Linked DNA regions of Homo sapiens: regions 1 and 3 are each linked to region 2. A link is a loop called in an ENCODE intact Hi-C map of the cell type or tissue named here. Cell type or tissue: endothelial cell of umbilical vein. All regions are shown on one strand. Each heading gives the region's core, and the rest is flanking DNA. Links, peaks and the distances in the headings are about the cores only.

Region 1 (10,097 bases), core at 2,850-7,849, 84 kb after region 2:
AGAAAGTAACAACAACAACAACAAAATTCAAGATAGAATTACCGTACGGTCCAGCAGCTCCACTGCTGGGTCTACACCCAAAAGAACTGAAATCAGGGACACGAAGAAATATTTGCACACTTATGTTCATAGCAGCAGCCACAATAGCCAAGAGATGGAAGCAACCCAGGTGTCCATCAATAAATAAATGGATAAACCAGTGTGGTCCACTCATACAATGGAATATTACTCAGCCTTAAAAGGGAAGGACATTGGCTGGGCGCGTGGCTCATGCCTGTAATCCCAGCACTTTGGGAGGCTGAGGCAGGTGGATCACGAGGTCAGGAGTTTGAGACCAGCCTGGCTAACATGGTGAAACCCCGTCTCTACTGAAAATACAAAAATTAGCTAGGCATGGTGGCGCACGCCTGTAATCCCAGCTACTCAGAAGGCCTAGGCAGGAGAATCACTTGAACCCGGGAGGCGGAAGTTACAGTGAGCCGAGATCGTGCCACTGCACTCCAGCCTGGGCGACAAAGTGAGACTCCACCAACAAAAAAAAAAAAAAAAAAAAAAAGAAGGAAATTCTGACACAGGCTACAATGTGGATGATGAACCTTGAGGACATTGTGCTAAGTGACATGAACCAGCTGCAAAAGAACAAACACTATATGCTTCCACTTATATAAGGTCCCTAGAGTAATCAATTGCATACAGACAGAAAGTAGAAAGGTGGGTGCCAGGGGCTGGGAGGAATGGAGAGTCAGTGTTAATGGGGACAGAATTTCGCTTGAACCCAGGAGGCGGAGGTTGCAGTGAGCCGAGATCCCACCACTGCACTCCAGCCTGGGCTACAGAGTGAGACTCCATCTAAAAAAAAAAAAAAAAGTAGGTAAATAAATAAATGAACTACACACTTAAAAACTGGTTAAAATGGTAAATTTTATGTTATGCGTATTTTACTAGAATTTTTAAATAAAAAGATGTGGATGGTGAGGAGTGTTGGTGAAGGGCCCTGGCGTGTCCGGGGAGTGTTGGTGAGACAGGAATTCATAGCGGCCTGTGGCTGAAAGGACTCCAGCCTGGAGCGTGGCCAGGCTAGGGGCGTTTCAGCACCTTGGAGAGGGACACCGCCACACCTGGATTGCCTGGGCGGTGCCTCTAGACCTGGGTGCATAGGGGCGTTTCAGCACCTTGGAGAGGGACACCACCACACCTGGATTGCCTGGGCGGTGCCTCTGGACCTGGGTGCAGGAGCAGGAGGTCCTAGCAGCCTCTGTGGGCTCCCTGCCTGCTCTTTTCCTCTGGCTGAAGCAGGGAAGGTGCTTGGGGAGACTTCCCAGAACCCCGCCCCTCTGGCCTGATGCTCGTAGCACTCCCCTGGCCAGGCGGATGTTCCTCGTGGAGGCTGTGCACTTGAGGGGTGCCCCGGCCCAGAAGAGAGGGAGGGATGCAGTGAAAGGTCCCAGCAGGCAACAGTGCCCCAGAAGGGGCTTCGGAGGCCCAGGTCCCACCCTTCTCTGCACTGCCCACCCCCATGGCCTTGAGAAAGCTCCTGCCCTCTCTGGGCCCCTTAACCCCACCCCACGAGGGCTTTCTGGGGCCCAGGGTTTCCCAGCCTAGCCAGAGCAGGAAGGGCCCAGGCGAAGCCAGCACAGGGAGGACAGAAGCTCCGGTTTCTTTTCTTTTCTTGAGTGCCCCTGGCCTGCAACCCCCTGGTACCAAATTCTCAGCTGGGGTGATGTCATCCCCTCCCCTCCAGGAGAGTCTGTTGTTGTTCTTGTCACAGGGAGGCAAGGAGTTGCCCTATTGGCGTTTAGTGCCCGGGAACTAGGACGCCAAACATCACTCGTGTGAGACAGCCCTGCCCCCCAGCATCCTCCACCCCAGGCCCCTGTGACAAATTACTGCAAGTTCCACGAATGCCATTTCAGCCCAGAGCACGCAGACTTCCGGAAAGTAGGCCCGCTCAGACGCTGTGACATGATTCCCGGGGATGGTAAAGACATCTGGTTACAGTAAAACCCTGGTCCTGAGTCAACAGCGTTCACCCAAGGGTTGCCGATGCTTTACTTTCACACAGTGCTGTCAACTAATTGCATGCTGGAGGTTTACTCCAACCCCGGGACCTGCATGACAATACCCTGGTTGCTGGGAGTCGCCCTGTGGGTCCCTACCATCGAAGTCACATTTCTTACCATTGCTCTGAAAAGTGAGTTGTGATGGAGGCCATGCAAATTAAAATATAATTCACAGAGCCATCTGTGAGTGGCTCACCCTCCATAAACAGTTTATCATTTTCAGGGGAAATTTGCATCGCTGGCCCCTCCGATAGGAGTTCATTCATTCATTCACTCACTCAGAGAAATCCAGCGCAAATGCAGACAGAGCTGTTACCTGCACCCAGGCAAGCGCAGTGTGGGAAATGGTAAGACCTGGACTTGTTCTGTCAAGGGCAAGAAAGGGCAGAGGTAGACAAGGGGATCTGGGGTGCTCAATGCGCTGATCCCAGAGGACCTGCATGTGGGGGACCACGACATGGGGGTCCTAACTCCAGCCTGGTGGGGGCTTCCTGCCAGGTGATGGGGGAAGGGGAGAGGGCCAGGCTGAAGGGGCTGGGCTGTAGATGCCTGGGGAGAAGCTTTGTGGGTGCAAAAAGCATGGAAGCCCAGAGCGGCCCGGAGCCGGTCTTCTTGGGGGCCAGCTGGGGTGGTGCTCCCATCCTGAGAGGCTGACATGGTGGGACCCTTTGGGGTTTCAGGAGGGAAGCTCCCTCTGGCAACAGCCGGGGCACAAGGAGGCCAGCCATGGTGATGGTGCCAAGTCCCAGAGGAGGGACGGCATGAGGAGGGCCCTTCCCACTTGCCACCACCCATCTCTGGAAAGGGGGCATCAAGAGGAGCTCCTACTCACATGAACAATTATGGAAAGGAGTTGTGAAATCGGATTTTCCACTTAAACATGTGTGCAGTGAGCTGCCACGGCTTCCTGGGCACTTGGGAGAGCCTGGAATTGCATTAAGTAATAGAAACCACCCTGGGAAGCTGCTCCCAGGGAAGCTGTAGTGGCTGTTCCTCAGTCCAGCCCTTGGTGCCATCATTTCTGTTCCATCAAAATAGAAGATCTAAACTTCAGGCCAGTGGGGCCTGGTCCTTGGTCTCTCTAGATCTGAGGCAGCAGAGAGGGTGAAGAAACACCAGCCCTGGCACTGGGTGAGTGTGGGGTCCAATCCTGGTTTGCAATGCCATTGTACAGATGAGGACATCAAGGCCCAGAGAAGTTAAGTGATTGCCCAAGATCACACAGCAGGCAAACAGCAGTGTCAGGATTTGAACTTGGCATCTGTCTGACTCCATGGCTGTGCTTCCCAACCTCAGTTACCTATGGCAAAACTGCTGTGGCCCAATGAACAGAGTGGCTGCAAAGACATAGGAACTGGAGGGGGACCAGCTTATAAACCGTTAAGTGCCAAGCGGAGGGCCACCCATTAACTGCTATTTCCATGGGCTGACTGCAGTTGGGAACTGGTGCAGGGCGACCTGGCATCCCCCGTCCCCCACATGGCAGGGACTAGCCCCGTTGTGTCATTGAGTTCCTGGGTCCCGGCTGGCCAGAGTGGTCACCGCCATTTCATTATTTAGGGGCTGGAAAATTACTATTCATGACAGCAAACTTAAAAATGAAATAATAAGTCCGTCCTTTTAAAGAGCAAATTGTGATGCTAGAATATTCATGAGCTGTGACTTCATGGGAAATGGCAGCAGCAGGGAGATTATCATTTGGTTAAGTCAGCAGCCAAGGAATTTAGGGAAATGCACTTGTCAGTCTGAGGAAATGGGTGATTAATACTTTCCTGTTTGCGGGGCCCCTTAACGGGCGCATTTTTAATGTAATAATTAATTAACCTTGGGATCACTCACATTTCACAAGCTCCCAATGCCTTGGCTCCTGGAGGGTGGGGGTGTAGCCACCTTCCTGCCCCCTGGCCCCCGATCCCATTCCCATTCTGCATGCCGGGACACTTGGAACTGACCCCCCTCTGAGGTCACGAGGCCTGAGACCTTGGCTGAGAGGCTGAGGCCAAAGCTCATGGGAGACTTGTGTGGTGAAGATGGGTTTGGCCTGCCCTGGGCAAGGACAGGGTGGGACTGTTGAGGCCGGGCAGGGTGACGAGGACATGCCCTGTCCTAGCGAATGCCTATAACCTCTTCGTGGGTGCAGTGAGTTGAGTAGGGGACCCCAAAACTCATGTCTACCTGTAGCCTCCAAATGTGGCTTTATTTGGAAGCAGACTCTTTGCAAATATCATTAGTTAAGAATCTCAAGATGAGATCATCCTGGATTTAGAGTGGACCCTGAATTCAACGACTGGTATCTGTATAAGAAGAGAAGAGGACACAGAGAAGAGGCCACGTAGGACAGAGGCAGGGATTGGAGTGATGCAACCACAGGCCAGGGAGTGCCATGAAAGCTGGGACAGACCCCCCCTTCGGAGCCTTGAAAGCAGCCAAGCCAGCCAGGGCCTTGGCTTAGGGTTTTTGGCCTCCAGACAGGGGAGGATGCGTTTCTATTGTTTTAAGAACCCTGGTTTGCAGGGCCTTGTTCCAGCAGCCCCAGGACCCTCCTACAGCGGCTGTCCCTTTCCGGGGCTGCTGGAGAGTAACGGAGGGAGGCCTTGTGGGCAGGGTGGGGGACCATGTTCCGAGAACCCTGGAGTCCCCAGGGACTGACTGTGTGGGGCCTGATGCTGCTTTTTCAGTGAGCAGGACCAGTGACTAGATGCTCATCCACTCCTCTCTCTGCACCTGAGCGTCTCCTGCTGCAGGGGGTTGAACCAGAGCTGTGCTTTTCAAGCTGGGTTTCCCAGCACACCCATAGGGGCCTGGGAGTCAGAATGCCTCGGTGCCGCCCTCCAACCTCCTCCCTCCTGCTGCCTAGAGAACTCTTAGTCATCCTTTACGGCCCATTTCCAGTGCCCCTCTCTGGAGGTGCTGGCCTGAGCTATCAGGGTCCTTAGAGCTCCAGGCATCCCCCACCCCTGTAGGCCAGCTCCTGCTCCCAGCCCAGGCTCTCGCATGGCCCCCTGCAGGGTTTGTGGATCAGAAGCAGCAATCTCAGGCCCCGAGGCCCTGAGTCATTCACACACACAGGCACACATGCACCCATATATACATGCACAGCAACATGCACACCCCCCCACATAAACATGCACACATATGCATACATGGCACACACACATGCATGCAGACATATGCATGCACACACACAGCACATATGCACAGTGCACACATGCACACAACACGCCCACACACAGGTGCACACCCCCCCGCACACATGAACATGCACACATATGCATACATGGCACACATGCACACGCACACATATACACACACGGACACATGCACGCATACACATGGCACATATACACAGTGCACACATATGCACACATGCACACAACACGCCCACACACAGGCGCGCGCGCGCGCGCACACACACACACACACACACACACGCCTGCACACTCACCCCCACCACCTCGCCCCTCCAGGCAGGCTGACAGCTCAACTGCACCCTCTAGTGGCTGGCTTGAGGCACCACGGCCAGGCTGCTGCTTGTTGAGTTTCGGGTTGGGTCCAGGCCACCTGGGGGTGCAGTGGATGAGAGCGGCACACCCCACCTCAGTCACACTTGGAGCCCCCTTTGCCAGGAGACCCTGCTTGGCCTGCCCAGCCAGGCGCTGACACCATACGGGGGCTGGGGGCTCTGGCCACATCTGCCCAGGGAGCTAAGTCGAGGCAGGGGTCGGGGAGACCGTGGGCAGGATGGCCTTGTCCTTAGCTGCCACCACCCAGGGCAGCTGGGGCTCCTCCAGGGAACTCTCAGGGCCATGGCAAGAGCCAGGGCAGGCTGGGGTGGCCTCACTCCAGGCCTCGGGCCAGGACTGGCTCTGCCCCTGCAGATGCAGGGAATCTGTCACCTGGGCCTTCGCTGATTCCCTGCAGGGCCTTGGGCAGCTACGCCCAGACCAAACGAGGCAGGGGGAACTGGCAGGCAGCTCCAGGACAACGCACCTGGCCTGCCCCTTCCTGAGAGCTGCAGGGAGTTCCGAGGGCTGACGCCACCGCCGCGGAGCCTGCTCCTGTAGCTGTGGTTGGGGCTGGGGTAGGGTGCCCGGCGTGGCTGTGGTTGGGACTGGGGTAGGGTGCCCGGCGTGGCTGTGGTTGGGACTGGGGTAGGGTGCCCGGCGTGGCTGTGGTTGGGACTGGGGTAGGGTGCCCGGCGTGGCTGTGGTTGGGGCTGGGGTAGGGTGCCCGGTGTGGCTGTGGTTGGGGCTGGGGTAGGGTGCCTGGCGTGGCTGTGGTGGTGGGCTCTCCTGGAGGCCCCTCTGCAGCATGGTCTTGGGGCCCAGCCTGGTCCTCCTGGCCACAGGAGGTTCTGAGAGCGCCCCAGAAACCCCTCCGTGAATTCCTTTTCTGCCTGAACTGGTCAGAGCTGGGGTCTGTTGCTGCAACGAAGAGGCCCCCGAAGCGGCCCCTCCCCCACCCTAGGAGCACGGGGCTCATTCTCCAGCAGACCGGAAGCCTTGTCTATCTTCTTCCTGCTGCACCCCCGGGCCTAAAGCAGCACCCAGTGCACAGTAGGCACTAAACACACAATGGACCAATGCACCAAGGGGGGCCCGCCTGGTGGGTTCCCTGGAAGCAGAAGCTGAGATGGAGTTTGGGGTGCACTGGGGACCACACCTGCTGGATCAGCCCAGGGAGGCAGCGTCGGGCAGAGGGAGAAGCTGAACCTTCATGCAGGCCTTGGCCAGCCGGGGGGCAGGGGGCAGGTGGCGGGGGGCTCAGGGGAGGGCTCCCTGCCGGGAGACCCTCTGAAATGGCTGGGTCTTGCCACCCCACTCAGCTCTGCCATGCAGGGAGGGGTGTGACCTCAAAGGTGGCCTCCGAGGCTGAGGCTGAGGCTGAGGCTGAGGCTGAGGGATGGGGGCAGCAGGTCCTCTTTCAGAGGGGGCTCTGGGTCGTGTCTCCATGTCCACACCAAAGCCTAACCCTCCTAGAAAGATAAACGGAGGGTCAGAAAGAAAAGAACCGGCCAGGCACAGTGGCTCATGCCTGTAATCCCAGCACTTTGGGAGGCCAAGGCGGGCGGATCACCTGAGGTCAGGAGTTCGAGACCAACCTGGCCAACATGGCGAAAACCCGTCTCTGCTAAAAATACAAAAACTAGTAGGGTGTGGGGGCAGCGCCTGTCATCGTAGCTACTCAGGAGGCCTAGACGTGAGAATCACTTGAACCCAGGAGGCAGAGTTTGTAATGAGCTGAGATCGCGCCACTGCACTCCAGCCTTGGTGACAGAGCAAAACTCTGTCAAAAAAAAAAAAAAAAAAAGACAGAAAGAAAAGAACCTGCCCAGGCCTCTTGACTGGGAAGAGACAGTGTGGATGCCAGACTGGGCCATTTGACTCTGGGATCTTCCCTTCATGCTGGCCCCTCACCCCAGGGAGTCCCAGAGAGTGGGGCCTGGGAGGCCTCAGGACAGCCTGGCCACTGGAGAGGGACTCCCCCCAGACCTCTCTGGCATTGCTGTTCCTCTCCTACGTTCAGGGGCTGGGGGGAGGTACTGCCAGCTGACCTCAGCCTGGGGCAGAGCTGCCACCAACAGGGAGGTGGCTTCCAGCAACTTCCAGGCTCCTTGCTGACACACTTGGTGTGCCGAGTAGTGTCCCAGAGGAGGTGCAGCCAGGGCGGGCTTCCTGGAGGAGGAGGCCCTGAGCCTGAGGAATGGGCTAGGTTGGCACAGGCTTCGAGGTAGGGAGAGAAGCAGGAGTGCTGGTATGGCCGGGAGCAACCCAGGGGTGAGGGAGGGAGGGGCTTCACTGAGGCTCAGGATGCAGGGTGAGGGGCCAGGCCAGGCCAGGCCAGCCTGAGTGCTTTGGCTGCACGAGACACAAGAAGCCACTTCTGACACAGACAATGAGGGAGGAGGAGCATAAGCCCTTGTCCAAAAAGGACAGCATCAGAACGGCAGAGGCCGATGACTCCAGCAGGGTGGGAACTACCTGCCACTAAGGAGCCCCTGCTGGGCTCCCGCTGTACCCGGGGGTTGGGCCCGAAGCCTCTCTGGTGGCTGGTTGGTGGCCCTGATAAACACACATCTGTGTCCCAACCCTGGAACTGTAGTGGGAACTCATTTGGGGAGAAGGGTTTTTGCAGATGTAATTAAGTTCAGGATCTCCAGGTAAGATCATCCTAGATTAGGGTGGCCCCAAATCCAATGACAAGTGTCCTCATGGGAGGCACACAAAGGACAGCCATGGGAAGAGGAGAGGCTGCATGAAGATGGAGGCAGAGGCTACAGCCATGTGGCCACAGGCCAAGGAACCCCGGAGTCCCCAGGAGCTGGAGGAGGCAGGAAGGACCCTCCCCTGTGGCTCCAGAGGGAGCGTGGCCCATGAACACCTGGATTTCAGACTTCCGGCCTTCAGAACTGGGCGAAAATACATTTCTATTGTTTTAAGCACCACCCCCCAGCCCCAGTTTGTGGCAATTTGTTATAGGAAACAGCCTCAAACCCATGAGAGGAGGGGAGACAATGAGAACCCATCAATTGACAGCCTCGTGGGTGAAGCGGGGTGGGGGCTGGAGTGGTCTCAGAGTACCACGAACCTCCTATCCTTCCACGGGAGGGCACAGGCGTTCCTCCAGGACTCAGGTCAGCTTTGGCTTGAGTCTTTGCTAGCGTGGCCTCTGTGGACCCTTGCAGGGTCCTTGTGATGGCACTGTCCCCCCGCTGTAAAGCCCGTGGCCAGGAGGAAACAGGGAGACTGGGAAGGTTTGATGCCAGGATGGGGGGTTCAGATGTTTCCTGTCAGAAGCAAGCGGGATGCCCTGAGGCCACAGCTTCAGCCCCCTCCCCAGCCACCCCATCCCTCCTCCTTCCTCCAGCCCCAGCCTCCCCTCTGCCCGCTCTCACGCTCAGCCCAGAAACGCGCCCAGCCTCTCTAATGTAAACATGCTGCTGGGCACCCCGTGGCTGGTGCCCTCCTCTCTCTGTTCCCCCAGCCTTCTTGGAAGGTGGAACAGGTGCATCTGTGGCCTCTTGGTGGCTTTCCCATGGCTCCATCCTTTCCCTGTCACTTTGTCCCCTCCCTCTTTGACTTTGGTCCAGAGGACATCAACAAACATGGCTCAAGCAAAGGCTGAAAAACCTGCTGCGGTGGATCCCAGACACTCCCGTGGGAACTCACTGGGGAACATGAGACCGAGGCTGAGGGCCTAGGGATCCCGACCAGCCCACCTGCCAGCCTGGCTTGGTCAGCAGCACCACCCAGCCAGCCGTGGACTTGTGAGAAGTGATGGAGAGCTGTTGGTTGTTTTACCCGCTGAGTTTTAGGACGGTTTTGTTATGCAGCATCACTGTGGCTGCAGATACCAGATCTGCAGCCAGGCAGGCTTGGGCCCCAGTCCCCTTCCGGTCCCTGGAGACGCTCCCTGAGATGACGTGATATTTCTGGTTCTTCTCTTACAGGCCCCATTTTCTCCTCAATATCTTCTCCGCCTTGTGTTTCATGGAGCCACACTCTTGGAACTTTCCTAGTACCATACTCCTCTGTTTTCTTCATGAGCTCCTCTGCATGGGAAGGGGGGTGGGCATCCTCTTAGTTCCAGCTGCCGCTGGTGTGCTCATGACTGGTTTGACTTTTTTGTTTTGTTTTGTTTTTTTGGGACGGGGTCTTGCTGTGTTGCCCAGGCTGGAGTGCAGTGGTGCCATCACGGCGCACTGCAGCCTGGACCTCCTGGGCTCAGGTGATCCTCCCACCTCAGCCTTCTGAGTAGCTGGGACCACAGGTGTGCACCACCACGCCCAGCTCATTAATTTTTTTTATTTTTTGTAGAGGGTCTTGCTACGTGGCCCAGGCCGGCTGCCCAGTGTTTGTCTCCAGCCCAGGCCTCTCTCCTCAACTTCAGTCCTGTAGGTCCAGCTGCCTCCAGGCCACCTCCGTGTGAATGCCCCCAGCACATCCAGGTCCCCGTGTCCAAAACTACCCAACACCTTCCTGGCCAATGGCTCCTCCTCCTGCCTCCTACTTCAAAAGGTGGCACTGCCCTGCACTC
Region 2 (10,097 bases), core at 2,535-7,534:
AAGAAAGAATATTCTGCAAGTGAAGGTTAGAGATGAGCGTGTTGGTGGCCAGGGGCCATGCCTCAGGTGAGCCGTGGCTGCTTGGGTCATTCCCCATAAGCGCAGGGCTCGGCTCAGTCACACAGGCCCCTGGACCAGACCCCCGGCAGAGCCAACGCCACGGGCACCCCACAAGGCCCTATCGGACGCAGAGCCTGCTGCTGCCGAGGATGGAGCGTCCTCCCAGCCCTCCCTCGAGGTACTGGCTGCTGGAGGCCCACCCTGGGGGTGGGGGCTGGGGGCTGTGCTGTCCAGAGACCCCCTGCTGTGTCCCTGGCTTCATCCCCTCTATCTGTGGGCCTGCCCACGGGTGGCCGAGAGGAAGGGCTGATACACGGAATTGTGGATTTGCAGGTCCTGGAGTACTGCCCTTCTCCATCTGGGAAGAAAGCTTCCAGGCAGATGTTCCTTAGTGCAGTTACCGCCGGCTCTGATGGCTGATGCTGGCCCTGGCTTGTGGTCTGGGGTAGAAGCCGCCTAGGGACCTGGCTGAACGGAGAGAGCCCGGCCTGGGCCCAGCCCTGCATGGCTCTCCTCCACCTCCCAGGCTGGGGCGACAGTGATAGTCCGAGGGGGCCCGTCATCCCAGAGACCCCCCGTACCTCTGTGACCCTGAAGCTGGGGGCCTTTGCGCCCCTTTCCTGGGTGGAACTCTCCTCTCTGCCACAGAGTCCTTAGGGCCCTGGCAGGTCAGGGTCGTAGCTACCCGGGGTCTGTTGGGCGGGGCCAGGCATCCTCTCTGGCTCTTGTGACTTGATGACCAGAGACCACCCAGGAAGGATGATGGCTAGGGGCCTGGCCCCGCTGCCTCCCGACTGTGAGGTCTCAGTTTCCTCATCTGTATGTCCAGTAGCGGGGAGGTGAGCACACGGCACACGCCATCCTGGCTTTTGTGGGGGCCTCGGGGTTGGGGGGAGTTCCTGGCCGCCGAGGGCCCTGGCCCAGAGCTGCTGCATCTCATCTGCATGGAGCTGGTGGTTCCATTAGCAGCCAGGCCTCCGGGCAGCCCAGCTCTGCTTTCTGGCATTTTAAAAGTTTAATGCAAACCTGAGGGCTAAGCTGGTGCCACACCCAGCTCCCTGAGGCCCTGGCACATCCGGAGCTGGGCAGCCTCTACCCCCCAGGGTTAACCTCCGGGCCCCCTGCCGCCCCCTTGTCCTCCCTAGGGCCTCTTTTCTGAAGGTATAGGGTCAAAGCAAATCCTCCTGGAGCCTGCACCGTATGGGAAAGGGAAGGCGTTGCGCGGAGGTGGGCAAGGTCCACGGGGTAGCAGCCCCCAGACTGTATTCCTAACACCCCCTGTGCTCCTGCTGACTCCAGAGCACCTGGCACAGCAGGCCCGCCCCATCCCCACACCTTCTCACGCTCCAGGAGCGCCTTCGATTGACCTTTTAGGAGATGTCCTCACTTAACTAACTGCCAGGCAGTCTCCACCAGGGGCCGGGGCTCGGGGTAGAGGGACTCTCCCCTCCGCAGAACGTTTCCCGTGCCCCGCCTCTCTCCTTCCTCTACCACGTGTTTAATGGCTGTGCATTTGCTGAGGTCCAGAACCTCTTATTAGATTGGTGAAATTAAATCCTGCAAGATAATTTAATTTAATTTAATTTTTCTCGCCTCCCTTCCCCTTGCTGGTGGTGATCCTGCAGAAATTCAGTGCCGCATTCCTCTGGTTTGCTGTGCTGGGCTTAGAAAGTGCTTTACAATCTAGGGGTGGAGGGGGCAGGGTTTCTGGGGACTCTGGGCGAGGCCCTCAGACCATGGAGCTGCCTGGCTGGGCCCCAGGAAAAGGGCTCCTCCTGTTGGGCTGCCTGACTGGTCCCTGTCCCAGTCCTCTGGCCTGGGGGATGCTTTCAGGGGTCTTGTACCTGCCAGAGCCTCTGCTCCTGGGTACTTGATGCCAGGACCCAGGTGCCCTGGCCTGGCACCAACCTTGTAACCTGTGTCCTTGTGTGAATCCTGCCGGGACGACACTCAGGCAGGGGGGTCGTTCTGGAGACGCTGCCCCAACCCCTGTGTGCGCGTCTGGCTGCAGTTCCAGTGAGCCCCTGTCCTCCCCGCGGGCTCCTCTCACCCATCGGCAGGTTGCTGGGTATGGGGCTCATCATGGTGGGCAACCCCTAACCCCAGGGCAGGGCAGGCCTGGATCTCAGCCTTCCTCAAGTGAGGCTCTGCAGAGGAGAGACCCCCCACTCCGACACCACAGCCACCTGTATTTTCTTATTCCTGAGGGTGGCTTGTGGGCTCAGAGGAACCCAGCCTCCTCTGTGTGTCTGTGTGGGGTGGGGCACCGAAGGCTGGCACAGCTGCAGGGAGTGGACTCGGGCCTTGGGTCACCTGCAGAGGTTCTCCAAAGTGGGTTCTGTTCTGAAGGGCGTTTTGAGAGCAAGGGTCGTTGGTGCCACAACCCTGAGGATGGCTGGGGTAAACAAAGTTGGCGACCTCTGATTTTTTGCCTGGCTCTGCAGAACTTTCCATAAGTGAATGAGTGTGTTGAATCTCACCGAGAAGGGGAAACAATAGGAGGTGTTGCTTGGGAAGCAAAGTGGTGGGGAAACTGAGTCACTGGAGAATGTGCAGGGGAGGGTGGGGATGCCCTGATGTCTGAGAACCAGGCTTGGCCCCTGCCCTCCTGAGCAGACAGCTCTGCTCACGTCCCTGGGCCCACCTGGGCCCTCGGCCCCCTCCTCTCTGGGTGTAGCAGGAGGGTCAGCCCCCGTGTGTCTGCTTTCCTGGCCCTGGGGGCGTGAGCCAAGCCTTTATTTTATTCTTTTCTCCTAAAGTTCAGCTTTGTTCTTGAGCCTTCCAAGAAAGCAACCTAAAACCAGCTCCTGTCCGGCTCTCAGCAGGCTGGGGCGTGGGGCTGCAGCCTCACCGGTGCAGGTGGCCTGAGGACAAGCCAGCAAAAGCTCCAGTTGTCCTCGATCCCCAGGGACCACACGGCCCCATCACCTTCAAAGGGAATAATGGTCCCTTCTCTGGGAGAGCTGGTCTGTCCCCCAGCCCTGGGGCTCCAGCTCCTGAGGTGCGGACGCAGGCCGAACTGGGCTGGGCGTTAAGACGCCCACCTGGATGCCCAGCTGAGAGCTGCTCTCCTGCCCAGGTCACAGCAGGTTGCAGGCATCACCGGCTTTCTGTGTGTGAGGCTTCAGCCGCCGGCTTCACAAACATTGTTCCATTCACCCCCAGGAACCATCTGAGGGTAAATCATAACCCCAGTTCACAGCTCAGCGTCTGAGGCTGAGGTGTCCTTACAGGAAGTGGCTGGTGCCCACGGGACCTAGGATTTCAGCCTTGCCAACAGGCCAGGACCCTCTTGCTGCTGGAAGGGACAGGCTGAGAGCCTACATTGTCCCTTGCTGTCTGTGTCAGCCCTGGCTGCTGCCCTACCCAGCCCAGGTACTTGGGACCCCCAGGAACCGGTGCGCCGTGCTGGCCTCTGCCTGTCCCCTCTTTTGGTACAAAAGCCCCTGTATGACTCAGACATCCCTACCCCCCCGTCCTTGGGGCGAAGTTGCCCACAACAGAAGCCACGGGCTCTCTGGGAGGCTCCTGGTGGTGGGCGCAGTGGGTCTGTGAAGGGAGCTGTCTAGGGGCCTCTGCCCTCTGTGCTGTGTTGCACAGGCCCCTCTCTTGTACCCCCCTGCCCGGGTTGTGTCCAGCATTCAGCCCTTGCCGAGCTTATGAGGGCACTTGGCAGACTTCCTGGATGAGGCAGAAACTAAGTGGGGACCTGAGGGTGGAGGGTGTGGCGGGGAGGGTGACAGCTGGGCCCTGTGTCTCCTGGCCCGGTGGAGCCCAGCTCATCAGCATGGCCGAGTGGGGACGTTTCTGTAAACGCCCCCATCCCAGTCTCCTTGAGTTGTCACCAGCCCCTTGTAGGAGGCAGAAAACACTAGGCACGAAGCCACCTCCACGGGCCTTTGCCGGCAGCTTCCCCGCACCTGGATCTCTTCCCGTCCCCATTCAGTGGCTTTTTGTCTGGTCTGGAGAAGCTGAGCCCATGGTGTGTGACTAGGGAGGAGCCAGATGGCCCTCTCTCTGGTCTCCGGATGCCTCAGAGGGGCGCCGGGAGTGAGGGGCAGGGCTGTGTCGCCTTGCCTCCCACCAGGCCTGTTCGGGCCTCCTCCGCATCCTGCTGCCAGGGTTACCCCGAGGGTGGTGGAGGCAGCTGGCCAAGCAGGAGGGGGCTCACCTCAAGGCCTCGAGCCTGGACCCTGCCCCTTCTTTTGGGTGGAATGTGCTCTTCCTGGGGGTCACAGCCAGTGGCAGGGAAACTGAGGCTGGGCAGTCCAGAGGTCAGCCTCAGGGCCCCACGCAGAGAGGCTGGTATGAGCCCAGGATGAAGTACACATTCTCTGGAGGGGTCCCGGGGCCACCACAAGTCCTGCACAGCAGCAGCCCCTTCCCAGGAAAAGGCTCAATAACAGCCAGACGCTGCAGACCCCCTTGGGCAGGAGGTGCAGCCTGTGTGGCCGCAGCCAGGAGTGTGCGGGAGGAGCGAGGCGGCCGCTTTGCCCTCTGCTGGGACCTCTCAGGCGGGGCTGCCCCTTCCGGCTCCTGGTTGCCCGGCCACAAAGTCGCTCTTTTCTTAAAGTGCCAGGAGGGCGCTGGGAGTGGGATGGGGAGGGGTGCTGGGGCTGGACTCCCGGGCCTGCCGCCTGGGCAGAGGACACAGCTCTAAGGCCCCCAGGACCTGGGGTGCCGCCTCACCCACCCACTGCCTGCCGTTTCTGTGCCTCTCTTCACCCCCTGCTGTACCTCCCCTCCCCTTCCCTGGCTCCCCTAGCTGTCCTGACCCCCTCACCCCCTCCCCCTGGCGCCTCTGCCCATTCCCCACCCTCGCTGGAGGAGTTCAGCTCTGCCAGCTCTGCAGACTGTTTGGAATAGTTTAAATGCTTTGACACTGGGGCTGTCCTGGAAGGCCGGGAGGCAGTTTACTGGGTAATTCATATGCAAAACTGCACCATAAATTTCCAGGCTGTCTCAGTTGCCGTGGCACCGGGAAGCATTTCTCCACTACTGTACAGTATTTCTGCCATCTTTGTTTGCATTGCAGTGAGTCATCAAAAGTCTGTCTCGTACCAGCACCCGGGGCCGCGCATTCCTCTGGCACCAACACTCCACTGTTTTTAAAGCCGGGGCTGGGAGCTGGCATTTACTTCGGCTCCCAAATCAAAGGCGGCTATTCATTCCCGAGCCGCCGGAACGTTCGTCTGCATCCGGCCCCTTCATTGAGATGCGGTGCGCTGCCCGGGAGGGCCGGCCTGGGTGCAGCTGAGCTGCGGCCGCGAGCCCAGCGCCCAGGCGCTCTGCCCTCCTCCTCCTCCTCCTCCTCCACCATCTCCTCCTCCTCCTCCTCCTCCTCCTCCTCCTCCTTGCCGGCTCCCTGCGCCCTCCCCGCCCCAGGGCTCCCGCTCCGTTTGCTGCATTCGCGGAGCAGCTGGGCAGGCGGGCTGCGTGCGGGGAGCCTGTCCTGCCAGGCGGAGCGGGCAGTGCCGGCCGGCGGCCGCAGCGGCTGAAGGTAGGTCTTCCCGACCGGCCGGCAACTTCTCCGCAGCGGGGGCACTGCGGGCCGCCCCCGGCGCGCGTCCACCTGCCCAGCTCCCGGCGCGGTGGCTCCGCCCTCCTCCCGCCACCCGGCGCCTCTGCGGCCGCCCGCACTTTCCTCCCGTGGGACACAGCGGCCTTTGTGCGGCCCTGCGGAGTTGGGCTGGCGCCTTCTGGGCCGCCCCCGCCCCCTCCGGAGTCCGCACCAGATAAACAGCGGCGCCCTCCCCAGCTCCCAGCCCCGGGGTCCGGGCAGCCCGGCGAGGGCTGGGACCCCTGTAGTCACCTGGGTTGGGGCCGGGCCGTCGGGATTGGCCCGCGTGGGGAGCGAGGCGAGCGGGGTGGGGGGCGTCCGCGAGTGGGGCTGCGACAGGCTTCCCAACTCCTGCCCTGGCGGCGGCTTGGGAACCTGGGTCTGGTCCGAGCCAGGAGAGCACGGGAGAACGGAGCGGGCGCGCCCAGGGTGGTCTCTCTGCGCGAGGGAGGAGTGGACGCGGCTTCAGCGGACTTCCCGGCACCCCCAGCCATTCCCTACCTGCCCGGGAGGCTCAGGGGGACTAGGGGACGCTGGCCCGCCTTCCCCGCAGGGGCCCTCTGCGAGGCTGCTCGGAGGGAAGAGAGGGAAAGCAAACCGCAAACTGCACAGCTCCAGAGACCCCCCTCCCTCCCTCCTTCCCCGCTGCTCCAGCGCGGCCCCTCCCGGGAGCTCCTGTGCGGGCTGGAACTTTTTTGAGGGGAGGAGAGTGGCTGCAGGTTTGCCCAGAGGCTCCCCCGGCGGCCCCCACCTCCTGTCCCGGGGCAGGTTCAGGCCTGCGCTCCTCCTCGCCTGCTGAGACCGAGTCGCTAAGAGCAGCCCCCTGGGAGTGGCGTGGGCGCACTCCTGCCGGGCAGCACCCCGGGGATCTGCAGCAGTGCTGGCCGGGCCCTCTTGCCCGTCTGCCAGGGGGTCTGGGAGACCCCGTGTCCCTTCTCTGGAGTGTCCCAGCCAGGAGGGGCGGGGGAGGGCGCGTGCGGAAGGCTCGCTCTTTGTAAGCCCCCGGCGGGGGAGGAGGGGGTGGGAACGGCCCCTTGAGCGGGGAGCCCGTGACCTGGAGGAACTGACCACGTGCCTCCTGCCCCCCACAGATGAGCCCCGCTAGGGCCGCCCCGCGCTGAGAGCCCAGCCCCGCCGCTGCCCGCCCGCCATGTCTCAGATGCTGCACATCGAGATCCCCAACTTCGGGAACACAGTGCTGGGCTGCCTGAACGAGCAGCGCCTGCTGGGCCTCTACTGCGATGTGTCCATCGTGGTCAAGGGCCAGGCCTTCAAGGCCCACCGGGCGGTGCTGGCCGCCAGCAGCCTCTACTTCCGCGACCTGTTCAGCGGCAACAGCAAGAGCGCCTTCGAGCTGCCCGGCTCCGTGCCGCCCGCCTGCTTCCAGCAGATCCTGTCCTTCTGCTACACGGGCAGGCTCACCATGACGGCCAGCGAGCAGCTCGTGGTCATGTACACGGCCGGCTTCCTGCAGATCCAGCACATCGTGGAGCGCGGCACCGACCTCATGTTCAAGGTGAGCTCGCCCCACTGCGACTCGCAGACCGCTGTGATCGAGGACGCCGGCTCCGAGCCCCAGAGCCCCTGCAACCAGCTGCAGCCGGCCGCCGCCGCCGCGGCCCCCTACGTCGTGTCCCCCTCGGTGCCCATCCCGCTGCTGACCCGAGTAAAGCATGAAGCCATGGAGCTGCCGCCGGCCGGCCCAGGCCTGGCCCCCAAGCGCCCGCTGGAGACGGGGCCCCGGGACGGCGTGGCGGTGGCCGCGGGGGCTGCGGTGGCGGCGGGCACAGCCCCTCTCAAACTGCCCCGTGTCTCCTACTACGGGGTGCCCAGCCTGGCCACCCTCATCCCCGGCATCCAGCAGATGCCCTACCCCCAGGGGGAGCGGACCAGTCCAGGCGCCAGCAGCCTGCCCACCACCGACAGCCCCACCTCGTACCACAACGAGGAGGACGAGGAGGACGACGAGGCCTACGACACCATGGTGGAGGAGCAGTACGGCCAGATGTACATCAAGGCCTCCGGCAGCTATGCAGGTAACGCGGCGGGGTGGAGCCCCACACCACCTGGCTGGGAAGCGGGGCCTGCCTGGGACCCGGGTGGCTCAGGAGGCCACTGGGCCGGAGGCCTGCGGGGCCACAGGGGAGCCCCCCACCAAGCCTGGAGGAGGTGGCAGAGCTCTGTTCACCATGGGGTTCAGACTTGGTCCTGGATGAGACAAGAACTCCTAGGAGACTCTGCCAGCCTGTAGGAAGGGTCTTGTCTCCACTGGATAGATGAGGAAACGCAGGTGTCCCGTGGCCCAGGGACCTGCCCCAGGGTTCACGTTCCCCGTCTGTGAAGGGCCTGGCGCCACGCGGTGTACGGGAGGACCCGCCTACTTCCCCTTTAACCTCAGTCTGCGCCTCACCCGGCCAGGTCTAGAGAGTCCCCTGAACCCAGCCCCTTTGCCACCACCTCTCCAGGCCCCGCGCCAGGGATGGGCCAGGAAGCGCCCAGTGTGCTGAGCCGAGTGAGCAGTCGCTCCCCCTCCTCTCCGTTCCTTTCTTTCAAGGAGGGCTGCTCCCCGTCCTGGGCCCCACAAACCCAGGTTGCCCTAATTGGAGATTCCTGGTTACAGCCTCTGGAGACTGTTCAGGCTTTGCTGGGCAGAGTCCCACAGTTGGTGCCCAGGATCGGGTGTCCCTGCAACCTGACTGTGTGTCTGGGCTGGCCACCTGGCTGGTCTGCATGCAGGGCCTGTGTGCAGCGGCCTGGGCCTGGGTGCGGGTGCATAATGCCAGCCACGGGCAGGTGGTGGACCCCGAGGGGCAGTGTAGGGACTCTCTCCACCCCACCACGCATATCCCTGTGCCCTGATGGGACGCCCCCCTGCCCTTCCCCTCCTGCAGTGCTGGTTGGGGGCAGAGGGGGCCAGGACCACCCACCAGCTTGGACCCCTAGGCCAGCTGGGTCCCTGTGCAGCGTCTGTCACCACAGCCGGGACAGCAGGGTAACCACTGCTTTGGCCAACCTGGCTCCCTCTCCGCCTGCAGGAGAAGCCACTGCCTTGCCAGCAGGTGCTCTGGGCTCCGTGGTGTCTTCCTGAGAACTCCGCACTTGGTTTAAATGTATATTGCTGTGTTTGCATGAATCCCACAGAATGCCAGCTCACAGGCCACCTCGATCTGGGCTTCACAGCTTTTGTTTTCTTTTAGTGGTAGGGGGTAGGGCTTGATTTGTCCTGAGACTGGGAGCTTTGCTAGCTACGGAATTGGCCCTTCCTGAGGGCAGAGCACACCGGGCTCCGGCTCACCACAGAGGCCGTACAGGATGTCAGTGCTTGTGGACCCGGCTGGCTGAGGCCTCCGGGGAATCCGCCCCATGTGCGCTTTCCCTCTGCCCCTGCTGACAGCCACCCCAGGGAAGGCAGGGGACCAGCCAGAGGCTGCTGGGGAAGGCTCCCAAGGCCCACCCAGGGCCCCTGTTGGGAAGGAGCTCTGTCCATGGGCTCCAGTCCCAGGGCAGAACCCCAGACAGGCTGGGCACCCCTACAGTCCCTGAGGACATCCCCCATTGATGGCAGCCAGACAGTGCCCTGCCGACAATGGCAGCCAGACAGGGCCCTGCCGACGGGTTGCCGACGGGTCAGGGAGCTGCACCATGGAGATGGAAACAGACCCATCGTATCCAAACATCTTCCCAGGGTCCTCCCTGCACAGCCCCCTGCTGCTCCAATGTGACCTTGGGCCTTGGTGTGTTTGGGGTGATGGGAGCCAGGGCTGGGTGTCGGGTTTGCTGGGAGCACGGTGAAGCCTCGTGACTTGTCCCATGCATCTGCCCCTGGGTGCTGGGTCAGCCTTAAGCCCTCACATCGCCTGGACTTCGTGAGCTAGAAGCCCTCACGCCCACCTGCCTTGATGGGTTTTTGGGGAGTCAGCAGGACCGCAGCCAGGAAGCGGCTCTGTGGAGTCCCGGATGTGTGTTGGGTGGGGACGGGAGGCAGCTGCTCTGGTGAGTCCTTCCCTCCAACTCCCCCGTACTCAGACCACACGAGGTACAGTCCCATTGGGGCTGAGGGGTGGGGACACCCTCAAGGCCATGTTCCTGCAGGGCTTTGTCCAGGCCGCAGGTGCTGCGCGGCATTCTCTGCCTTTGCACGGGTGTCGCTGATGCCAGCGAGGTGGAAAGTGGGCGGCTGGGAGGCCAGGCCTGCTCCCGCCCACCTACCATACAGTTTGGCTCTGGATGCCACAGTCTGGGTTTCTTGTCATGGTTTTTCTGTTCGGCAAGCCCATAAGTGGGGCAGAGAAAGGGGGTGTGTGATTTCTTGGTTAAAATCTAGGTTACTGGCTGTGACGTTGCTGGCGTCGCTGGGTGTGCTGGGTTGGCGGTGCCATGGGGGGAGCAGGTAGAGGGAGGGGCCGTCGCCTGACCTGGAGCTGCCCCTGGGTGCTAGCTCCCCGTGCCCTCCGTGTCCCGGGCTCGTCCGGGGAAC
Region 3 (10,097 bases), core at 1,654-6,653, 63 kb after region 2:
TCCGTCTCTCCCAGGAGAAAAGCCTCGCTGAGCGAGGGCAGTGGGGAAAGGGGGCGGGGGCACTTCCCGGCCACAGCCCCTCCCCCAGCAGCAGCCTCCCTGTGCTCCTGGTGGGTGGAGCAGCCTCGGGAAGGGGGATTCTGGGAGCTGGCCAGCCCCCACTCCCCGCAGGCCAGCCCATCTCAGCCCCCACAGCCCCAACTTCCCCTCAAACCAGGGGCGGGAAGCTGCTAAGTGCTCAGACGATTTCTTATGGCCACGATAAATCTGGTCTTTTTGTCCCTCCAGAAAAAGAAGGGGGGCAGTCAAGTCTCCACACCGGACGAAGCCTGAGCCCTCGCAACTGCCGGCAGAGCCACGCCCGCCCGGCCACAGTTCCTGTAACCGGCAGCTGCACTGTTTGTAATCACTGCTTGGCAGACATTTATCATCCGCTCCGGGGAGCAGAGAGGCCTCAGTGCAGGCGGGTGGCCTGGCCGAGGGCTGGGCTGCCCCGGGAGCCGCATGGCCTCTCTGTGCCTAGCCTAAGGCCCTGCAGGTGCCCAGCAAGGCAGGAGCACCCCTAGCCTGGGCAGGAGGCTGGGATGCTGGAAGTGTCAGGGGCCTTCAGAGCGTCTAGCCAGGGGCCACCTGCCACCTGGGAGCCGGGCCAACCAAGGTAAAGCCCTGCCTTCCTCCAGGAAGGGGGCCCTGGCGTGGGGCCAGGCTCAGCGCTTTCCTCTGCCCCTCTTTGTCACCTCCAAGAAAGGACCTTGGGATGAAAGAGCCGGGAGATCCCAGAGGGAGGTGGCTGCCCTAGGTGGGAACATCAGGACCCCCAGGGCAGGGGTGAGCCGTGGCAGGGGTCTTCCCTGTGGCCAGTTGAGCTCCAAGGGTCTGTCCCTCACCCTCTGGGTAGGGTGGCCAGAGGGAATACATAAGAATACTTAACACCCAGTGAAATTCTCATTTCATACTAACAACAAATCAATCTCTAGTGTATGACCCATCCAATTTGGGGGCATATTTCTATTTTAAAAATTCATTGTTTATTTAAAATAGAAACTTAGGTGGGTGTTCTGTTCTTTTCTGGTGAGCTTCCCTTACCCCATGGGGTCTCCCCTTGCTCAAGACCCCCAGCTCTGTTCCCCGCCAGACCCCGCTCCATCCTGTCTGGTCCTCTGCCGGGTCTCTGCCATGTGGTCTTGGCCACCCCGACCCCTGTGCCGAGAACACCTTCCCTTTTGTCGTGGCCGCCCCAGCAGGGAGCCTCTTCGGACAGGGCGAGTGGTGCCTCTTGTTCACGTGACAGCGCACTCACAACTCCAGCAACGTCCTTGTTCACAGCCCTCGTCCTGGTTTTCCAAGAACCCGTGTTTGTATTTTATTTTTCCAGACCGGTCTTACTCTGTCGCCAGGCTGGAGTGCAGTGGCTTGTGCAGTGCAGCTCACTGCAATCTCCATCTCCGGGACTCAAGCGATTCTCCCACCTCAGCCTCCTAAGTAGCTGAGACCACAAGTGTGCACCACCACACCTGGCCAATTTTTTTTTTTTAATTTTTGGTAGAGATGGGGGGTCTCACTATGTTTCCCGGGCTGGTCTCGAACACCTGAGCTCAAGCAATCTGCCCACCTCAGCCTCCCAAAGCGCTGGGATTACAGGCGTGAGCCACCATGGCCTGAACTCGTATGTTTAGATCGGTGTCCCCCACTTACTTTGCACACAGGGGCTCAGGACTGTGTCTGCCCTGCCGTCCCCCTGGGTTGGGCATCAGGCTGCCCCTGCTCCCCTGCCCATCACAGCCCAAGGGCTGGATGCCACTGGCTCTCAGAGCCTCCATTTCCTGGTTCCTAAAGGGGGAGGGCAGTGCTGGCCTGAAAACTTGGCTTCTGGTGACAGTGGCAGGAGCCACCTCTGCCTGCTTTTCTCAGGGAACGGTGGGCAGCCCATGGAATCACGGGAGAGACAGGAGAAGGAGGCCCAGAACGCCCAGAACAGAGGGACCTGCATGGCCAGACCCTGCCAGACTCACGGGCGCAGGCCACCAGGGAGGTTGGGCCCAAGCCCTGGGAGGTGCCAGTGGCCCTGCCTCTACCCCAGGTAGATCCCAGGGGTGAGGTCTGTGCCCTGCCATGGGGAGCCTGGGGAAGCTGCTGGGGCCTCTGCCTCCAGCTAGAGGCACACGGCAGAGAGGGCCCCACATATAGGGGCACCCTGAAAATGGCAGGATGAGGGAGGAGGGTAGGGGTCTGCACACGGCATCTCTGGGTTCTTGGGGATATCAAACAGGATGGGGCTGTGATGTGACTGTCTGACTTCAAGACAGGGGAGAGGAGAGGAGAGATGGGGAGAGAGGGGAAGGAAAGGGCGGGAAGTGAGGGGTTAAAGAGGGGTGTGGAGAGGGGAGGGAAAGGGCGGGAGGGGAGGGGAGAGGGGAGGGAAAGGGCGGGAGGGGAGGGGTTAAAGGGGGGCGTGGAGAGGGGAGGGAAAGGGCAGGAGGGGAGGGGTTAAAGGGGGGCGTGGAGAGGGGAGGGCTGGGGAGGGCAGGTCGGGGAGCTGCTGCACCTGCAGAGGCCAGAGGCCGCAAGGCTGGCTCTCTGCTCCCTGTGTGACCCTCTGAGGTGCCCGGGGGGCGCCGTCTGCTCCACGAAGCAGCTCCATGCATGCTTTGTGCATGTGCTTCCTGAATTAAAAAACAGTAACAGTGACAAATGGCAACGCCACCACAGCAAGCCTGCCCCGTCTCTGCCTGCAGATGCTCCCACAGCTCCTGGGGAAGGAATTTACCCAAAACGGACAGGGCGGGTTCTGCCCACCTCAGCCCTGCAGCGCACCTGGGATAACAGACAGAGAAGGGGCCTCCCATCACAGGGGTCCGAGGCCCCCTCCCCACTGAGCCCTCCCTCAAATTCTCCCCCGGTGCCCATCATGACTGCCCCAGAGACCGGAATCCAGGAGCCTGCAGGGTGTGGGGGTGCTGGCTTGGATCCAGGCCCCAGGCCAGGCCCACAGCGGGGGGCGGGGGGGCAGGCCCGGTGGGAGGCCCCCAGAAGGGCCCAACAGCCCCAGCAGCCCCTCTGCTGCCTCTCGCTCCTCCAAGACCCGCCCGCGGGCACTGCTCACTTCTGCGTAGTCTAACCGGGGAGGTTTCAGCCGGGAAGCTGTCGCCGGCAGTCTGCAAACATCCCCTTCCCGCCGCCGCCTGCCAAGTGCCACCAGCACCGACAGCTTGCTGCGCAGTCGGTCGCACAAGCTGCCTGGCCTGGCACCGGGCTGCTCGCCGGCCTCCCACAGGAGTCAGCCGGGAGTCTGTCCCCGGATGCGCTCAGCCTTGCAGCCTCCCCCAGGGCTCCAGGCCCTGTTGTGTCCCCATTCTGTCCAGGGCTGTGTCCTCCATGCCACCCCCCACAGCTGCCTCTGCAGTCCCTGAGTCCCCGTAGACCCGGAGGAAATCCGGAACCCCCGTGGCTAGAGATTAAAGAACTTTAGGAGATGGCAAATTTCGGAAGAGTTGAGGAGCCCTAGAAAGGAACATGAGTGTCACCGAGCCTTGGGGACCGGCCACCCTATCACCTTTCAAGGTCAGCCCTGCACTGGCGCCCAAGGTTTCCACCTTGAGCTTCTATACGGGAGCTGATGCTGCGTGTCTGGTCGTGGCTCTCCAGGGACCTGGGATCTTATCTGCCTTTGGGATTCCCTCCAAGGGTCCCTGCAGCTCCTCTGAGGTGCCCTCCTTGCCCAGCAGACACTGAGCATCGACACCTACTCTGGCTAGGAGAGTGGTCGTAGGCCTAGGCCTCAGCCAGGCAGAGAGTAAAGCCCCCCGCCACTGCTTTGGGAAGGGTTCGGCCACCCCCGCGTGGGCCCACTCTGCCAGAATTGGCCCCCAGTGGATGTGAGGAGCTGGTGCAGTCACACCCTCATCAGCCCTGGAGCACGCTGGCAGAGCAGCCTCTTGGGGGGGCCAGAGTCCTGGCCCCACCCACACCCCCATCAACCTGTGGAGGTAGACTGCAGCCCAGACCACGCCAGGCTCTGCAGAGCCATCTCCCTGGGCCTTCTGCTGTGGGGAGGGGGAGGTCAGGGCCACCCAGGAGTCCCCTAGCCTCAGGGCCCTGTGTCCCCCAAGTCCAGTGCCCAGCCGAGTCTCTGAGCTCCGGCCAGCCCTGAGGCTCCCAGGCTCCCGTGAGCCCCTGGGATAGCACTCCAGGCTCAGCCTTCAGGACTGGGTTGCACAATTTAAAATTAATAATCGCGCTGTCTCGTGGCCTCATAATTAAGTGTCTGTTCATCCCCATTATTGTCAGAGAGTGATTTGTTGTTCTCTGGGCACTGAAAATCAACCTGCTGAAGGGAGGGGCCTGCGAGCCTTCGGGACAGAGCTGCCCGGGGAACACGGTGCACCCACCTCCCCCAGGGGCCCAGAGGAAGGGGCCCAGCTCCACGCCTCAGGCTGGGGACCCTCGGCCTCCGCTTACTTACCAAACACTCTGGGGGCTTGGAGGTGGCTCTGGGACTCTCCCATTGCCTTGGGGGCTGCCAGGCAGAGTGCGAGGAGGGGCAGCTGCTTGGTCCGATCCCGGGGCTTGTTTTCCAGCAAGCCTGGCCCGGCTGCCTCAGGCTGAGACTGTGAGCAGATGCGGAATGCTCCCGGGTGCTGTGTTCACTCTTGTACCCCAACGCGCCTGTGCACACAGACACACACACGTGCACATATGCACACACGGGAACATATTAAGACTAAAGGCGTCTCCAGGCGTCTCCTCTTAGGAGTCCCACTTGCGGCTCAGCTTCTCTATCAGGAGGGGATGATGATCCCATGCCTTCCCCTACTTCTTACGCATGAGGTTCTGCTGAACGATGGTAGAGCCAGCAGCCTGCCAGTCTGTCTCCAGGAGCCCCCAGCCCAAGCGGGCCCCATCAGGCGGGGCACTATGAGGGTGGGGCCACCTCGCTGGTCCCTGCATCACCTCTTGACTGTCTGGGCCCTACCTGCTTCCAGCGAGCAGTGCCCTGGAGTCGCCTCCTGTGACACCTGGCTTGTGAGTCGGGTCCCCGGGGAGCAGCCCCTGAGGCTCTGAGGGACTCTGGGAATCCCAAAGCTGGCCACACACTCCCAACCCAGGGAGACTCCCCACCCAGGGAGGGGCGTGCTCATCATTTGAGAAAAATCCAGCAGATGCTCAGGTCCTGGAGGATGTGCAACCCCAGCCCTCCTGCACCAACGCCCCGCGCTCCGCCCGGCCCCAGAGGCCAGAGGATGGGCGGGGGCCAAGGACGGGGGCTGCTCATGGCAGAGATCACCTAGGGGTCCTGCCTCAGGATCCTGTGGGCTCCCAGGGGGACCCATACTGGAGGAGGGGATCCACTCTGGCTTGTGGTCCCCAACAGCAGAAAGAGGGGCACCCCCTTCTGCAACGCCACACAGTTTCCCTTGGGACCAAGGATCCTCTGACAACTGGCCTGTGACCACACGGGCCCGAGCTCACGGGGGCCAGTGTCAGAACCCGGCGTGGAGTCTGGAAAACCCTTACATCCCAGAGTGACCCAAGGTCATCCTGCAACCACGCTTGCCACCTGCAGACATAAGACTGGGCAGGGATAGGACTGTTTAATTTTCCTTTGGGCATATTTATTTATTTATTTATTTATTTGTTTATTTATTTTATTATTATTATTTTTTGAGATGGAGTCTCTCTCTGTTGCTCACGCTGGAGTGCAGTGGTGCAATATCAGCTCACTGCAACCTCTACCTCCCAGGTTCAAGTGATTCTCCTGCCTCAGCTTCCCGAGTAGCTGGGATTACAGGTGCATGCCACCATACCCAGCTAATTTTTGTATTTTTAGTAGAGATGGGGTTTTGTCATGTTAGCCGGGCTGGTCCTGAACTCCTGACCTCAGGTGATCCACCTACCTCGGCCTCTCAAAGTGCTGGGATTACAGGCATGAGCCACCGCACCCAGCCCCTTTGGGCATTTTTAAAATCGGGGCTAAAGCAGATAAAGGAGATTTTTTTTCTAAGGAGGAGAAAATGCAAAGTCATGAGCTAACAAAAGAATTTGGTCAAACGTGACCTTCTAATAAGAATTGACGTTAAAATTATGGTTTTAGCCATATTTCCTTTCAGGAGCAGTTAAAGACGCTTTTTGAAGGTGAGAAAATTAATTTTTGAGTTTATATTACACACTGTAACACAGAGGGCTGTGCACACGGTGATGACATTAACCGTCACGTACTTGGCAGAGGCAGTGTGGACTCTGGCCGGATGGGATCCCGGCTTGCTGGGCCTGGACAGAGGGGCTGCACCCCCATGTCTCCAGCCAGGGGAGGGGCAGGGGCCCAGGCCCCCCGGGAATGGCAGTGGAGGGCTGGACCACCAGAGGCCCCGACCAGCTTGTCCGAAAGGGTGGGCTGCTCGGAGCCTCCTGTGAGTACCAGGCCGAACGTGCAGGCGAAATTCCAGTCACGTGTGGGGCTTGGTGCAGGCTGGGGTCAGGGGTCAGGGGTCAGAGATGCAGCCGGGGCCTCCATCAAGCCTGGGTTGGTGACCAGGGAGCTCCGGGAAGTCCCTGGCTGCCTGGGAGCCGGTGCTGAGGACCCGGCACGGCACCCCTGCACTGCTCCAGGCCTGTCAGAGCCAAGGGCCTGTGTGTGCACCAACCGCCCACCGCGTGCCCCCCAGGCTGGCCCTGGGTGCTTCCTCCCAGGAACCCCCCGAGGCGGGCGCCATGGACACCCTCATTTTCTGTGGAAGGAAGCAAAGGTTCAGGGTGGGGTGTTTTGCTCAAGCTCACGCTGGGCAGGGCCAGCATTCCTGCCCTGCCCATCTCACCCTGAAGCCAGATCTCCTTCCCCTCCCTGGGCCTCAACCTCCCCACCTGGGAGTGGGGCAGGCCAGGTCCTCTAGGCCCCCTCCAGTCTCGCCTGCTGCTGGCACTGGCTGTGGCAGGGGACTAAGCTGAGGGGGCCCCAGGGCAGACAGGGAGGCTGCAGGGGCCCGGCCACAGCCCTTGGCGCCCCTCACCCTCCAGCACCGCCCCTGCAGGCCCTGCACTTGGCTCCGTTCTCAAACACCCCTTGGCACGAGTGAACGGCTCTCGGTCCACTTCAGAAGAAGCATCCTGCCGGCCACGCGGACACGAGAGCCTGAAGCACCGATGGCATTTCAGACCTGATGCCTGCGCAGGGACACAGGGACATTCGGGACGTGTCCAGCTCCACACCAGGCCCGGGAACGCAGGATGAGGAGGACAGCCTGGGCTGGAGGTGCAGGTTGGGGAACAGGCCGCTGCTGTTGGCCCCCACAGGCTTTCAGACCCGTTCTCTGGACCTAGGAGAGGGGGAGGCCGAGTGCCCAGGCCAGCTGGGGGCAGCACGTGGAGGTTGTGAGCATGGGTTGGCTCTGGAGTCATGGCAGAGGGCTGCGCAGGTGCCAGCATTCAGGAGGAGCAGGAGGAAGGGGCCTACCCCAGGGAAAGAGAGATGGGGGTAAGCGCAGCCCTCAGCGCGTCCTTTCTGATTGCCTCCGCTGCCTCGTGTTCACCCGAGTCCCAACCAACACGTGAGCAGAGCGCTTCACAGGGGTCAAGAAGCTTGAAGCTTGGAGACTGACCCACCCGTGTTCAGCAGCTGGGGGAGGAGACAGCGTCAGCAAGGCCGCATGCCCAGGACACAATGGCGGGTATGGGAGCCCTGGCCAGAAGGGCCAGGCCAGGGCCCAGTGGCGGGTGGCGGCTTATGGCCTTCCTTCTGGTAGAAGGGGGAAAAAGGCAGGGAGAGGAGGCCGACACCACCTCCAGGAAGCTCTCCCCGCCTGATTCCCAGGCTCTCCCAGATAAGGCGGGACACTAGGAGGTGAATTTTAGGAGACTTTCCAACAAAAAATAGCCTAATAGGCTTTAGCATTTATTTATTTATTTATTTATTTATTTATTTATTTATTTATTTATTTATTATTGAGACAAGGAGTCTCACTCTGTCACCCAGGCTGGAGTGCAGTGGCACAGTCTTGGCTCACTACAACTTCTGCCTCCCAGGTTCAAGCGATTCTCCTGCCTCAGCCTCCTGAGTAGCTGGGATTACAGGCACATGCCACTAGGCTCGACTAATTTTTGTATTTTTAGTAGAAAGGGGGTTTCAACATGCTGGTCAGGCTGGTCTCGAACTCCTTACATCATGTGATCTGCCCGCCTCAGCCTCCCAAAGTGCTGGGATTACAGCCTTGAGCCCCGCGCCCGGCTGGCTTTAGCATTTAAAGGTTTAAAGTTTCAGGAAATGCACTAATCCGTCACTCCGCCTCTCTCCAACCCATGGATGCCGGATAAGAACAGATAAGACCCGTGTGAGGGTGACTGCCACGGGCTGAACTGTGTCCTCCCAAAAAGATACGTCCAAGTCCCAACCCCCAGAACCTCCGCAGGGGACCTTATTTGGGAATGGAGTCATTGCAGAAGCGATTGGTTTAGATGAGCCCATCTTGGAGTGGGGGGCCCCTCATCCAGTGTGCCCCCACAAACCGTCCTTACAGGAAGGGGAGTTAGAGACGCAGGCACTCAGGGCAGAGACCTGCAGCCACAGAACCCGGGACCCAAGGGTGGGCGGCACCAGGAGGACCGAAGGGGCCTCAGAAGGAGCCTGGCTGTTCCTGATTTTGGGCATCCGGCCTCTAGAATGAGAGGACAAGCGTCTGTTGAGTTAAGCCCTCCAGGCTGTGGGCTTTTATGCTGCAGCCACAGGATGGGGACACGGGCATGACGGGACAGCTGCTTGCCGCCCTCAAGCTAGCCCAGCAACTGGGCTGGCCCCTCATACAGCTGCCCACGATGCCCTCCAGGCGTTTCCCCAAGTCGACTTGCTCCGCTTCCTTGTCCCCTCCAGCCCCTCTGTGTTTCTCGGCCACTGCCAGGCATGGGGGGCGCTTGAGCCTGGAGACGGTAACTCTAGGTGAGGAGGATGCACAGGATGGGGCCCGTTGTGCCATCCCATCGCCCGGCACTCCCCACCCACTACGGAGCCCAGCAGAGCCCTCTCCTCCAGTTCCCGCCTCTTAGCGGCTTCCCAGCCCCTCCTGCCCTTTAGGGTAGGGTTGGGGTTAGGGGTGCATCGCTGAGGACCTGACTTAGCTCCTTCCCCTCCCCTGTCCTCCTCTGAGGACAGGAGGGCTGGTTGTAGCTGAGCAGGGGTGCAGGGGGAGGGGTCCTGGGCAGTGGCCCCCACATCTCACATGGGTCCCCTCCAATAAGACTTGGATGGACTGCGAAGTCTCATACCTGTAACTTCAAATTAAAAAAGCCATGTGCTGCTTATGGGCGCTCCCCGCGCTCGGAGCGGCCCCATAAAGATCATATCAGAGTACAAGGCATTATGCGGCGAGTTTACTATATATACATTCCTAAATGGTTCAGCGAACAGCAGCCTACTTACGGGCAGGGAAGGAGAACTGCTTCATTTGGAGTAACAAATGATCCTTGATTTGATTTTAAATGCAATGACAGCCGAATTTATTTCTTATTTAATCACTTCCCTGTGCAGTTGAGAACAGGGTGATATTAAACTCCACAGTGCAGAGCAGGCTCTGGAATCAGCTGAAAGAGGCACGCGAATAGATTATGTTTATAGGGCGGCGCGGGATTGTAGCGCAAAGCACATAACCAGAATGGGTATTTTTGTCATTTATACAGTAGCTTATATCATTATTTCTTCCTGCTTCCAATTTTTCTGTAATAAAAATATAGGCAATGTGATTCTCTTTGCATTACAGATAAACCATCTTGATTCTTTATTAAATATTTTTATTAATCTGAAGCACTACAAAGCGTCTGAGCAGATAAATCAGGCTGGGCGCAGTCATTTTCCCTCTGCTCGTGCTCCATAAAGCAGCTTCATTTATGAGTGAGCAACACCAGAAAAGAAGGTTTCCATATTCATTACCGAGCTCCCGTATGTCTCTGCTTCATGGCCATGTGGACTCGGCAGAAGTAGTGCTAACGGGATATTTGTTCTTCAAAATCCAGTCGGTTTGGCTAATCGCTAGACAATCCCCTGTTTTGTGCTCTATTTAATTAGGAATTACTACGCGGGCGCCACTCTTGGGCACAAGCTGGGAAACGCAGCCCCC

What was found. Peaks named below come from ENCODE experiments on the same cell type or tissue, not always from the same donor. Only the 100,000 strongest peaks of a DNase experiment are listed, where the experiment ranks them.
Region 1: a loop joins it to region 2, with 6 times the contacts of the local background. A loop is called at or near these places in 15 of 110 quality-filtered maps.
Region 3: it touches region 2 in a loop (3.0-fold over the local background); 10 of 110 quality-filtered maps call a loop at or near these places.

The regions. Positions count from the first base shown.
Region 1 is chr9:135,963,178-135,973,274 of GRCh38, reverse strand. No RefSeq gene overlaps it. Among named protein-coding and RNA genes, the nearest start is that of UBAC1, 6.9 kb to the right of the region's middle. RefSeq lists a silencer at 1,043-1,228 and an enhancer at 4,191-4,824. In endothelial cell of umbilical vein, for the core only: a CTCF peak has its summit at 5,565 (motif pointing left); DNase peaks (open chromatin) are centred at 3,794 and 5,534; H3K27ac peaks cover 1,449 bases.
Region 2 is chr9:136,047,195-136,057,291 of GRCh38, reverse strand. NACC2 (NACC family member 2) reads left to right here. Exons shown (of 6, transcript NM_144653.5): 2 at 6,712-7,656. The coding sequence starts at 6,771. Among named protein-coding and RNA genes, the nearest start is that of NACC2, 43 kb to the left of the region's middle. RefSeq lists enhancers at 1-258, 259-858, 859-1,459, 5,571-6,147. In endothelial cell of umbilical vein, for the core only: no CTCF peak of the experiment used is centred there; DNase peaks (open chromatin) are centred at 5,061 and 5,651; H3K4me3 peaks cover 1,938 bases; H3K27ac peaks cover 2,494 bases.
Region 3 is chr9:135,983,153-135,993,249 of GRCh38, reverse strand. No RefSeq gene overlaps it. Among named protein-coding and RNA genes, the nearest start is that of UBAC1, 27 kb to the right of the region's middle. RefSeq lists enhancers at 1-291, 272-331, 292-969, 1,647-2,324, 3,002-3,680. In endothelial cell of umbilical vein, for the core only: a CTCF peak has its summit at 3,836; no DNase peak of the experiment used is centred there.